Linked DNA regions of Homo sapiens: region 1 is linked to region 2. A link is a loop called in an ENCODE intact Hi-C map of the cell type or tissue named here. Cell type or tissue: GM12878. All regions are shown on one strand. Each heading gives the region's core, and the rest is flanking DNA. Links, peaks and the distances in the headings are about the cores only.

What was found. Peaks named below come from ENCODE experiments on the same cell type or tissue, not always from the same donor. Only the 100,000 strongest peaks of a DNase experiment are listed, where the experiment ranks them.
Region 1: it touches region 2 in a loop (2.3-fold over the local background); 2 of 110 quality-filtered maps call a loop at or near these places.

Annotation. Positions count from the first base shown.
Region 1 is chr11:88,177,680-88,184,606 of GRCh38, reverse strand. No RefSeq gene overlaps it. Among named protein-coding and RNA genes, the nearest start is that of MIR3166, 4.6 kb to the right of the region's middle. In GM12878, for the core only: no CTCF peak of the experiment used is centred there; DNase peaks (open chromatin) are centred at 4,446 and 5,226.
Region 2 is chr11:88,300,463-88,306,628 of GRCh38, reverse strand. It overlaps CTSC (cathepsin C), which reads left to right. Exons shown (of 7, transcript NM_001814.6): 5 at 5,984-6,099. Among named protein-coding and RNA genes, the nearest start is that of CTSC, 34 kb to the left of the region's middle. RefSeq lists an enhancer at 3,166-3,225. In GM12878, for the core only: no CTCF peak of the experiment used is centred there; a DNase peak (open chromatin) is centred at 4,838; H3K4me3 peaks cover 830 bases; H3K27ac peaks cover 2,378 bases.

The sequences.
Region 1 (6,927 bases), core at 4,284-6,783, 120 kb after region 2:
GGCAGAGTCAGTAAGGGAATGCAGCCCAATAACTTCCACACTAGCAGTCTTTGTGCACTCATCTTCCCATTGCTTTTTATGGATGCCAGTAGCAAAGTTCAAGCCTCTTATAAAAAAATAAAATAAAATAAATAAAACAAAATGCCAGGTAGCTTACTGCATTTCAGGCTCAAAATTGTTGCCAATAACATAAGACATGGTCTTGCATGATTCATATTTTTCATTGTCATTAAAAGACTTACTGAGTGCCTGTAGTAGTCAAGACATTAAATACAGCCTGGCATAAACAAGTATGGACCATTTCTTGAGCATGCCAGTATCATGGAGCAGGCTGCACCTTGTGCTGGTAGGGTATATGCTTCTGATTTCATGGGCAGAGTCAAAGAGGAGGGCAACAAAATCTACAAAAAGAATGTTGGGGAGAGGTAGAATGGTGAAATGGCATACATATAAACTGCTATTATATATGCATGCTAAGCAGAGACATGACTTCTTTCAGACTCAAGGAGATTTATCATTTAAGGTTTGGTTTGGCTGCATAAACAGAAAACCCAACTCATCCAAAGGTTAAACCAAACAATGTATTCCTCTCACACATAAGTTCAGAGGTTGGGATAAGAGGAGTGAGTGTCCTATTGCAGTAGTAACTTTATTTTATTTTACTTTTTAGAGGCAGGGTCTTGCTATGTTGCCCAGTCTGGACTTGAACTCCTGGGCTAAAGTGAACCTCCCACTTCAGCCTCCCAGTAGTTGGGACTACAGGCAGATGCCAACATGCCCAGCTTGTAGTAATTTATTTTTGAAGATTGATCTGAGAGTGGTAAGGGATAGGAAAAAGCAGGGGAAACTGAATCAGGAAGATGTCCTTAGGGAACAACTACTTGATGAGATATTAAGAGGGACTGAAATGACAGCATGAATGAAAGAGACACCGGAGAGAAGAATTTGCAAGTTGGTGTTGAAATGGAAAAGTAGGGCACAAGCAGAAAAGAAGTGAAGATGATATCAAGGTTTGGATATTGGTGACCCTGGTGGGAATTTCAATCCAAATTGGGAAGAGACAGTCAATTCCCTTTCAGGCACATGGAGCTTGTCTTCATGAGCTAAGCCAGGGCTACTATGGCAGAGACACTCCAGGACAGCGTGAGTACCTTGTCTAACTGGTTTTGGAGTATCAGCCTGATCATGCCACCCATGAAATAGTGCGTTGGTTCCCTTAGGAGGGCACACCTCTCAGCGCTGATAAGATTAGTGTGATCAGAATGAGAAAGGTTGGCTAGAAAAATACTGAAACCTAAAACACCCAGCACTTGGTGGCCAGACAGGAAACTTCATTGTCTCTACACACTGAATGCTGAAACCTGGAACAGGAGCCACTGGAAATCCTCATCCAAGACCTATTCAGTACACATTTGACTTTAACTTTGTTTTCTTCTTTTGATATCAATAACATTTCCATAAAAATGAAATGAATATAGAAAAGCAGGAAAATATATAAAAAAGAAGCAATAATCTCACTATCCAGAGATAAACTCTAATATGTGGGTACATAATTTTCTGTACCTTTTTTCCATCGACAATGTGTGCATGTTTGTGTAAAATGGAAATTATGTATTTTATGCTAAATTGGGGACTCTAACTTTTTGTGATTTGTTGACCTCCCATTTAAAAATGTTATGAAAAAAATTGTGAACATTTTTCCAGCTGCAATATTTTCTTCAACATTGTTTATAAAGGCTGTATAATGTGCCAGCACATACGTATACCATTACAATATTTAACCTCATGTGTATTTAGGGAGTTGTGAATTTTTGTTTTTATAAGCAACACTGCAATCGGAATTCTTAAAGCTAAATCGTCACATACATCTTTAGTGATTTCCTTACCATAAATTCCTAAAAATGGAATTAACAAAGGGCACATGCATTTTAAGGTTTTTGATACATATAACCACATTTCCCTTTAACAACTTTTTCTTATGTTAGTCCCACCACAGGATCATATGATAGTATCCATTTTTTACATTCTCATCAAAATTGGATATTTTTAGTACTAAAATATATTTGTCAATTTAAAAAGTAAAAAATGGTATTACATTATTGCTTAATTTTCATACTTTTATTACTATCCTAGTGAAAAATACACTTTTCACATTATTGGCTTTTTGTTTGTCTTGTGTGGTCAATTGCTTATTTATATCTTTATCTAATTTAGTGTTTAAAAAATTATTAGAACAATTTAATATAAGGTATATTTCCTTTTGCCTGTCTTAAATGTTGTAAAATTTTTCTCATTCTGAAAGTATCATTTTTCTTGCTTCTGGTAATTGTTAATGTCTACACGTTTAGTTTTTTTTTTTTCCTTTTATTATTTCTGCCTTTCACATAATATTCAAAGGTCCTTTCTCCACAATAATAATGCATAAATATTCACCTTTTTGTTATAATAGTAATTTTGTGAAGTAGTGGAAATGCTGTCAGGAATTTGTCTGAGATGGGTAACAAAGAGAGAGGAATCAAGAGTGACTGAGTTTTTGAGCTTGGTAGACTTTGGTGAGGGTGGAACCACTGACCAAAAACCAGGAATACAGGAAAGGGAACAAGTCTGTTAGGGTAGATAATGAGTTCAGTTTTGCACATGTTGCATTTAAACTGTCTGCCAGAAAGCCTGGTAGAAATGCCCAACGGGCAGTTGGAACAAGTTTATGGAATGCAGGAGTAAGGTTGTGTTTTAAATACAGATATAGAAATCATCAGCAGACATTTGATAGTTTAACAACATGTTCTTTTCAGTGCATATCCTGGGCCAAGCACTATGCTAAGCACTTCACAGAATTTTATTTGGTCTTCTCAAAAAAAAAATAGGAGGTTAAAATTATTATCCTCATTTTATACATGAAGGGACAAGCTTGCAAAAGTTAAACTACTTTACAAAGTTCTTATGACTGGGTAGTGGTAGAACTTGAATGTGAAATCAGGTAAGCTCACCTGATTCCAGAGTTCCTAACCCCATTTGCTCTATTGTCACAGGAGTAGATGAGCTCAAGCAGGGAAAGTCAGAGTCCCAAGGATGAAGAATAGCAAACTTTAGTGGATGGGCAGAAAAGAAGGGAAGTTGTGAAGGAGTCTAAGAAGGTCAGAGTGGAAGGCAGAAGGTCATGTGTATACATGCTGATGCTTTAACCAGAATGGAAGCATTTTTGATGGCAGGGACTTATATCTTATACACTCTTTGAGATAAACGTGAGACCTTTCTTCTGACCCTGATCCTCAAAAAACTCTGTTACAATGCTTTGTACATAAATATTTCTTCGTTTATGCTGTGATGGTCTGTCAGTAATTTTCTTGCGTTAACCTTCTGAGCTAGACCCTACCAGTCTCTCTGTCATCACCCATTATGGAATAGGGGTTCATTCACTGTACAGCCTCAGTACTATCCTATCGCCTTCTCTGAGAGCAACAGAAGTAGATTCCTTGTATATGCTCTCTATGTGCACTGGGTCAGACCTCTCCCCACAAATGCACAGCATGCCACTTTTACTTGTGTTGACTTTCTGCCCGAGTTGGTGAGAGATTATGGGATATATCCTTTTATCTTTGAATCATAGATTTTTCTTTTCTTCCTTTATTGGCTGTTTCCCTGCATAGTTAAGACTTTATCAAATGGAAATAGAATCAATCTCTTTTCTTTATAGCCTGAATATTTAGTAGCATAGCAGAAACAAAGCTACAGTAGAAGCCTGGACCTGGAATTTATCACATGCTAAAGGAGTGTGGTATAGTAGAAAAAGCACAGATTTAGGAATTACTGGTTACGATTCTCATGCTGTCACTCCATATCTGTGACTTTGGAAAAATTATTTAAATTCTTTGAGCCCTATTTCCCTCATTATAAAGTGAAGATACTTGCTACAGAGTGGTCGTGAAGATCAAATAAACTTACCAAGATAAAGGGCTTAGCTCATTGTAGGTTCCCAGGATAAGGAAGTTGAAATTCTAGTACATACAGAATCATTTTTCTCCATGTTCTCAGATGCTTGCCTTTCGGCCATTCCATAGCTTATTTCCACTCATCCATGTTAGATGTGTTAGTAGAAAAATACACCCCGATTCAGCCATGCCTGTCTGGCACAGCTAAGGCACATAATTTTAGTTGGTGATAAATACACTGCTGAAAATGGTTTAGGTCATACTCTGGTTTTCTTGATTCATACTACTGGTGGGTTAAAAAATGCACTTACAATCAGTTTCTCATGATAACCCGTAAATATCCTATTGTAGTCTTTTTTTTTCTGGAAAAAAATCTAGCCAGAAATTTCTCATAGACTGAAGAGTATTTATTTCAAGAACATCCCATACAGAATCCATCTTGGCCTCTCTCCAAATAACCCAAAAGTTGCTTCCTACTTCTAGACATCTGCTGCAATCCTGAATCAATACTAGATGACTCAAATTGCAAGTTAGCACAGGTTTCAGACAAGCCTAGTGGGTAAAGAGAGAACTTTTTGAAGACAAGAAAGAAATAAGCTGCAACTTTAACTTGGCAGACCTATTTATTAAAATTGTGGTTTAGGAGAATTTTCCAAAGCCCCTATAGCTGTAGATCTCATTTGAGAGCCTCAACTTCTCCCTCTTCTTTAGGAATGAATATTCTTTAGGAAAGTCCTGGCTTGTTCCTGTTGTTTGGTGTAATTATTCATAGTGCCCCCTTTCACTCTCAAGAGTCATAGTTTGAATGATAAAATATATGGTCATTTCTTCCAGGCCTTTTGCAGAGTAAAATTCATCTGTTGTAAGATATATTTCTTGTATTAATCTAAGAAAAATTAGATTACCTTTTCTATAACAGAGCCCTTGGGACCCCATCTTGCAGTCATTTACATATTTCTTCAGAGCAATAATTAAAAGCTCACATAAGCTAATGAATAACTCCCCATGGCTCTCTTAATGGCAAAAGCAAATAATGTGACTTCACAGGGGCTCACCAAACACAGCAGCTCTAGGAGGAAAACATGAGGGTTTGTCCCTTCAAGTTTACATTTGCAAAGCAATTTGCAATCATTGTAGTTTTTCCATTTCATAAGACTAAGTACCCACATTGGACAGAAAGGGAATGGAGACTAAGAGAAACCTAATGCTGTGCCTTCTGGGATATCATTCTTGGCTTGAATTCTGAGCACTTTGTGGTCTCACACACCTTTTACAAACTTGAGTCATCAGCCTTCCCGACCTTGGTGAGAAGATGTGCTGTGGTTTAGCAATTTGAGGGTAGTAAGCTTGTCAAAACATCACCAGAGATGTTTTGAGAATTACTGTGGAGAACAGGTTTCCATGGTGCAGTGTGGCTGCTGGGAGGGGGACGAATGGCACAGCTGTTCTCTCCATGGGGAGGAAGCACTGGATCTTTTGTGTCAGAAAAAGCTGAGATCCTCCTGATAATCCTAAGCCATCTTGACAGGTATATGTTCAGGTTGGGGAAGATAGGTTCTGAAGAAGCATCATAATTGCAGGGGACAGGGTTGAATGAAAGAGGAGGCAAGAATGGTCTAGCTGCTTGATAATATCCTTTCCATCTATTCACTGTCTGGCTTGATCCAGTTTATAGTTTGTCCCTGGCTACCTGGCTCCCTGTCTGCAGCCTAGTTCTGAGTGTAGAAAATAAGTTCAAAGCAAGGAAGGGGAGTACATGAAGGTTTGTCCTCCAAAAAGAATGTTCTTGGATTGCCTTTGTCTTGTGGGAAAATGTACAGCAGCAGAGGAAAGAATAGCACCATGAAACCAGAGGAGAACTATGGCATCATGTTTGCTTTGAGATGGCCTTTCTTCCAAACCTAAAAGAGGAGAGAAAACATCACCTCTTTGGCAGTGGTGCTCTTGTGGGGTGACTAGAATCAGCTAGGGTGTCACTCCTACTAGACAATGTCTAGAAGACCCAGAATTCTGATATTTTAGAGTCCAAAGGACTTTCCAGAGATCTTGCAACCTAACTCCCTCATTTTACCCAAGGGACTTTCAGGTTCAGAGACCTAGGCGCCTTTTACGAAGATTTTACTGAACTGCTAGGCTGGGGTGCTTACCAAGCTACTGTAATCTAAAAGTCTTAAAAATATAAACCGAGAGTAATTTCTTCCCACTGTGAAGAATGATCATGAGACCTAAATGAGTACGGCTGGAAACAAAACTGCACATACTTCCTGCCTGGCCAAGGAACTTGCTCACCATGGTTGGCTGCTGTCCCTGAGAGAGGAATCTCCTACCCCCAGAGAGGCAATAAAACTGAAGCTTCAGGACCCCTTCCAAGGCCCTAGACCTAATTATATATTTTTGATTTTGCATTCTTTTGCTCAAAAAGCTACTTCCTCCAATTTTATCAGCTTCAGGACCAGAAATCCTGAACTTTGCCCTGCCTGTCCTACCTCATAAATCCAAATGTCTGATGTTCCAATATGCTCTTGCTCAAAAGAGAACAGATAAGGGTGAGGATGACTCTGCCGGGACCAGGCTTGGGAAAACAGTACGGGGCTGGTAAGAAAGTTGGGTTGGGTATAATTTTGAAGGCTGGCCCACAAGATGTCTCAAACTCCTACCTTGTTTCTACCCCAGGAGCTTGTTGGCCAGACAAAGCCTGTCTCTCAGATTTACAGACCCAGGATTTTAGAGCTGGCAAAGGTCTCATTTTGTCATCCTCCCTAATTTTGCAGGCATTTAGAATGGCTTAAGCATCTTGGGCTACTGAATTCCCCTCCCTGGGAAGTGAGGTGACATTGTTGGCTAATTCTTTAAGCAGGTAGAGTATTTGTCTCACTTGTTAGATGTGATCTTCTTGGTGTGTCCTCGCATGGGTGGAAACCAGTAAATGAGGCCTACCCAGCTAAGCACTTCAATAAAACACAAACGACTGCAATTCTACACACTGTCACTTAGTGTC
Region 2 (6,166 bases), core at 3,667-6,166:
AAAGGTGTTCTTCCCCTGGAGTCCACTTGTTCCTGTTCTCCTCTGGGTTCAAATACCTCTTCCCTCCTTTTCTGCTGTGCTGTCCCACCACTCTCCACAGCTCTGTGCCGCTCTGTTCCTCTGCTCCTCTGGATGTTCAGCTCCTTGTATCTGTGCCTGCTAAGATTTTGGGTTTATATGGGGGAAGGATGGGGGGCATGGCGGGCCAAAAGGCACCTTTTTTGGTGTGAAAACAGAAATGCCTGTCTTCTCTTAGGGCCTTAGGTCTTCAGGCTTGAGGGTGGGGCCTTTGCTGAGGGACCACCCTCTTCTACCCAGTATTTCCCTGTCTCCTGTCCATATCAACATTACTAACTTTTTCATCTGCAGACTAATAATGCTAAGGTGTGGCATTTTTCAACTGTGAGACTATGTGAAGGTTTTTCCTGTCCAACTGATGGCATCCTCCCATAATTCTACCCCTTTCTTAAAAGAATCTTTTGCAGTATTTCTCCAAGTTTATTCTAGAGAATTTCTTGTCTGTGAAATGCTCTAGTTAATCAAAATTGGAAAACGGAGCATATCATATCCCCTTCTCAAATTCACCAAAGTGAAGTCCTAATGTGTCTTAATGTATCTGCATGAGACAGGAAGCTGAGATCTATTCAACAACAAAAATCCAAACAAGCATCAAGAGGAGGAGTGTTAGCACTTGAGCCTAGGGAGACTGTGGCTCCTGCCTGAAAGATGGGAGCCTCAGTCACAGCTGCTTTACCAAGTGTCATATGCTATGTTTCTGAGGACTCCTGCTAAAGCTCCCTTCTCCCTCCAGCCAACCACTTTTGTTTTAGACAAGGGCTGGGTTTATGAAGGACTGTTTTCATGACTAAAGCTTTATAGAAGGTTTAAGATAAGGAGATGGAATTGAGTGAAGTAGGAAATATGAAAGCAGATATTATAATCTGGCTTCCTGATTTTTCACTAGCATTTTTGTTTATAAATTAGTTCTGTTCTAAGAATCCAATGACGTAATAGAAACTCTCAAAGATTCTTAACTTGAGATATAGGGAGTCTTTGAAACTGCTGAAATTACAGACAGCATTTATTGTTTATGAGCATTTCTGAATCTAGAGCTTTCACTAGATTTGTAAAGAATGTGGGCCAAAAGATTAAGAGCCAATCCTGTATCTTGTACTCAAAATGTTTGTAATTCTCACCTTTTTATCCCCCAGACTCCTCTTGCTCTCTCTTCATTTTCACAGTGTTACTGGAAAGGGGTCCTGATCCAGACCCCAAGAGAGGGCTCTTGGATCTTGTGCAAGAAAGAATTTAGGGCGAGTCCTCAATGCAAAGTGAAAGCAAGTTTATTAAGAAAGTAAAGGAATAAAAGAATGGCTACTCCATAGACAGAGCAGCCCTGAGGGCAGCTGGTTGTCCATTTTTATGGTTATTTCTTGATTGTATGCTAAACAAGGGATGGATTATTCATGCCTCCCCTTTTTAGACCATAGAGGGTAACTTCCTGACATTGTCATGGCATTCTTTTTTTTTTTTGACAGAGTCTCACTGTGTTGTCCAGGCTGGAGTGCGGTAAAGCAATCTTGGCTCACTGCAACCTCTGCCTCCTGGGTTTAAATGATTCTCCTGCCTCAGCCTCCCAAGTAGCTGGGATTACAGGCATGACCCACCATGCCCAGCCAATTTTTGTATTTTTAGTTGAAACAGGGTTTTGCCATGTTGGCCAGGCTGGTCTTGAACTCCTGACTTCAGGTGATCTGCCTACCTTGGCCTCCCAAAGTGCTGCAATTACAGATGTGAGCCACCAAACCTGGCCTGTCATGGCATTCTTAAACTGTCATGGTGCTGGTGGGAGTGTAGCAGTGAGGAAGACCAGAGGTCACTCTCATCGCCATCTTGGTTTTGGTGGGTTTTAGCTGGCTTCTTTACTGCAGCCTGTCTGTTCTATCAGCAAGGTCTTTATGACCTGAATCTTGTGCTGACCTCCTATCTCATTCTATGACTTAGAATGCCTTAACTGTCTGGGAATGCAGCCCAGTAGGTCTCAGCCTCATCTTACCCAGCTCCTATTCAAGATGGAGTTGCTCTGGGTCAAACACCTTTGACAACATCATTAAGCCTCAGTTCTCACACTGTTTTTGTTTTGTTTGTGTGTGCAATGATGGGCAAATCTCTGCCTTATAGGATGGTAGAAAAAAGGAACTTAATATTGTAATGACTGTTTTGTGCCAGATAATTGCTTTAAACTGTATCAGCATCTTATTTAGTCCTGTTAATGATATGAATGTTATCTTCATAACAGCTGCCATTTTATTAAGGACTTATCAGAGAAAAACACTGTTCTAAGCACTTGTTACCCATTATTACATTGAATTTTCATAACAACCCTTTGAGGTAAGCATGATTATACCCACTTTAATAGAAGTGAACTGTAGTTTTGTAATGTTAGGTTCCTTGCCAAATGTTACACAGATAGTAAGTGATAAAATCATATGCCCTGAAATTACATTATGCTGCCAAACTTAAATTTCTTTTTTATCCTTTATATTAGTATATTCTTAGGTTTAAACAAGACAACTAGTTAACACATACTAGATTTTGTCCACAGTTCCTGGCTCATAACTCCCATAGCCCTTGTCACTATCTTTTAACGTTGGGGCACATTAGGCCTCAGAAGTAGGCCTCAGAAAACAGAGTCTCTCTCTCTCTCTCTCTCTGATCTTCTTCCGCCCTCCTCTCACCTGCCCAGGGCAGCACTCTAATCTTCTCCTGCCTTTCTGATCTTGGGTCATAAGACCTTCATTTCCAAAGATGTCCTGTGTCATACCCTAAAGGAAGGAACACTGAACAGAGAGAGGCTCAGAAGAATCTGGACAGGCCTTGCTGTGTTTACATCATTCCCTTTATGTCCAGTCACATCTCTACATGGTTGTCAGTTGTGCCTATTTGATGAAGTCCCCATATAAGGCTCACAAGGACAGGGTGCAGAGAGCTTCCAGATAGCTGAACAAGTGGAAGTTCCTGGAGGGTGGCGTGTTCAGGGAGGGCATGGAAGCTGTGTGCCCCTTCCCCCATACCTTGCCCTACTCATTTCTTCATCTGTTTCATTTGTAGTATCTTTTATAATAAACCACTAAACATTAGTTAGTATTTCTCTGAGTTCTGTGAGTCACTCTAGCAAATTAATTGAACCCAAGGAGGGTGTCATAGGATCCCCACATTATAGCTGGTTGGCCAGAAGCACAGGTAAACAACCTAGGGCTTTCAATTGGCATGAGAAGTAGGGGGCAGTTTTGTGGGACGGAGCCCTCAGCCTGTGAGATCTGATGCCATCTCTAAGTACACAGTGTCAAAACTGGATTGGAGGACACCCAGCTAGTATTCACTGTGAAATTGGTTGCTTGCTTGATTTGTGGGGAAAAACCCACATGCATTTGATCACAGAAGTCTTTTGTGTTGACAGTTGATAGTGTTCAGTGAGAGAATTAAAAAAAAATTGAGTTTCTTCTTCAACATACTCTCTCAATGTGAAACCACAGAAACTATTTCCATTCAAAGATGGAAATGGTTTGTTTGCATCTTAGTTTTTATTTATACATCTTAGAAGAAATGTCCAAGCTTTGTTTTTTCTCTCACCCTATATATAAAATTACCTATGAGGCACAGATTTTTATGATCCTTGATTATATAGACTTTGTCCAAATTGTGTGTTTTATAGCATTACTGTAACTTGTTATAGTAATCTTTGTGTATATTATGTCTCTTAACATTGTCTTCCATATTGTTAATGACCATCTCATATTTATCTCTGTATCATGTATATCTTCAACCAATGTGACTGGCTTAGGAGAAAAAATTAGTGAACAATTAACTAGTGTTTGTGTAATCTATACAATTGTCAAGGTTACAATTGCTATTTTTGAAGAAATCGTTGTTGTTTTTCTCTTTGTTTCATCTCAGTTCCATTTTGTCATGTATTCTTTTTTTTTTTTTTTTTTTTTTTTTTGAGGCGGAGTCTTGCTCTGTCACCCGGGCTGGAGTGCAGTGGTGCAATCTCGGCTCACTGCAAGCTCCACCTCCTGGGTTCATGCCATTCTCCTGCCTCAGCCTCCCGAGTAGCTGGGACTACAGGCACCCGCCACCACGCCCAGCTAATTTTTTTTTGTATTTTTAGTAGGGACGGGGTTTCACTGTGTTAGCCAGGATGGTCTCAATCTCCTGACCTCGTGATCCGCCCGCCTCGGCCTCCCAATGCTGGGATTACAGGCGTGAGCCACCGCGCCTGGCCCCTTGTCATGTATTCTTAACCTGTGTTATATCTAAGAGAAGCTGTGAGAGACGGGACCATTTGTGGATAGGTGCAGAGGGCATGAAGTAGCCCAGAAAGAATCTTTGCCATTGACTAAATTTTAGCCTAGTAAAAAACATCTGGTAACCACTGAAAAACTAGAACAGTGTGATATGACAATGCCCAGTTGAATAAGAAATTCAAATAGTTTATAGTAACAAAAAATAATTTTTACCACATTGTGACTAGTGCCCTAAAAACAAATTTGAAGGAGCAGAGAGAGAGAGGAAGTGAGTTTTCGCTGGGGGCTGGTGAGTGGAGGCTACTTTATGAGCAGTTTTGAAAATTACAAGTTAGGGAAAAACTCTTAGGGGAGTTTTAAGTGGTGAGCAACAGGCACTTGAGGTTACAGGAGCAGCAGCATAAAGATATAGAACAGAGAGGCCATTTGGCAGTCTTGGGGAAACTCCAAGAAGTCGAATGTGTCTAAAGCTGTGGTTCTCTCTCTGTGTGTGTGTGTGTGTGTGTGTGTGCGCGCGTGTGTTTGTGTGTGTGTGCATGTGTATGTATGTGTGAAATCGCTAATACAGAGAAGCTGTTAGAACAATTTTCTCACTTCCCAAAAATGTCCGTTCATTCATGGGCCTAGGCAACTCTCCTTTGTGTGTCTTACAGCCCAACACTGTCATATAAGGTGTGGTTCTATAATGAAACAGTTTTATCTGTTGTTTACGGAGCTAGTCAGCCTGTGTTATGCTTGTTACTGGTTGAGGGTGTCCAGGTTCTTGGCTTCTTGAACAAAGAATTGGACAAAACTCACAAATGAGGCAAGGAAAGAATGAAGCAACAAAAGCGGAGATTTATTGAAAATGAAAGCACACTCCACAGGATGGGAGTGGGCCTAAGTAAATGATTCAAGGCCCTGGTTACAGAATTTTCTGGGGTTTCAATACCGTCTAGAGGTTTCCCATTGGTTACCTGGTGTATGCCTTATGTAAATGAAGAGGGTGGAGTTAAGTTACAAAGTCATTTACTCAGTATAGGCCTTGTGTTAATGGAGAGGGTGTTACTCCTGGGGGTTGTGGCCCATGTAAACGGAGAGGATGAAGTGAAGTGACAAAGCCCTTCGCATTCCTGCCATTGCTGAAGTGTTTCCACTTTATTTAGTTCTAGGAAGTCAGTGTGAATTGGCCTTATGTTCCCTGCCTCCAGAACCTGTTCTCCTGCCTCACATAGACCCTTTTTTCCCTTTGCCAACTTCACTTCTTTTACAGCCACCTCACTACCAATGTGTCTGTCTCCTAAGTCAAACATCAGTGATTCCTCTGTTTTCTCTAAACCCTTCTTATGTCTTCTACTTCTCATCTCTTTCTTGGTCAAAAATCTTTCAAAAATGAGTAAGAATGCAGCTATTCAGGCAAACTAAAAATAACATCACAGTGATATACAAAACCAGTGTCATTTCACAAAGGAAAATTATCAATACTAGATCCTGAAAAAGAAACAGCGAATGAAAGCCATTTACACAACTCCATTGTGTAATTGACACATTGAATCACTCATAAAACAGGTGCTCTGGGTCTGAATCTAGATCCTAGCTAGTCTGGTAGCTGAAATCATAGAATTATAGTAGAGTTTAGGAAATCATCCTCAAAGGAAAGATTATATGTTGATATCAAATGTATATTTCCTTTCTAGGCCCAAACCTGCACCACTGACTGCTGAAATACAGCAAAAGATTTTGCATTTGCCAACATCTTGGGACTGGAGAAATGTTCATGGTATCAATTTTGTCAGTCCTGTTCGAAACCAAGGTAAAAAAATAAGCCTAAGTTTTTTGTTAATTTGTTTGGAACTATTTATTGAACAGTTGCTCTGTGT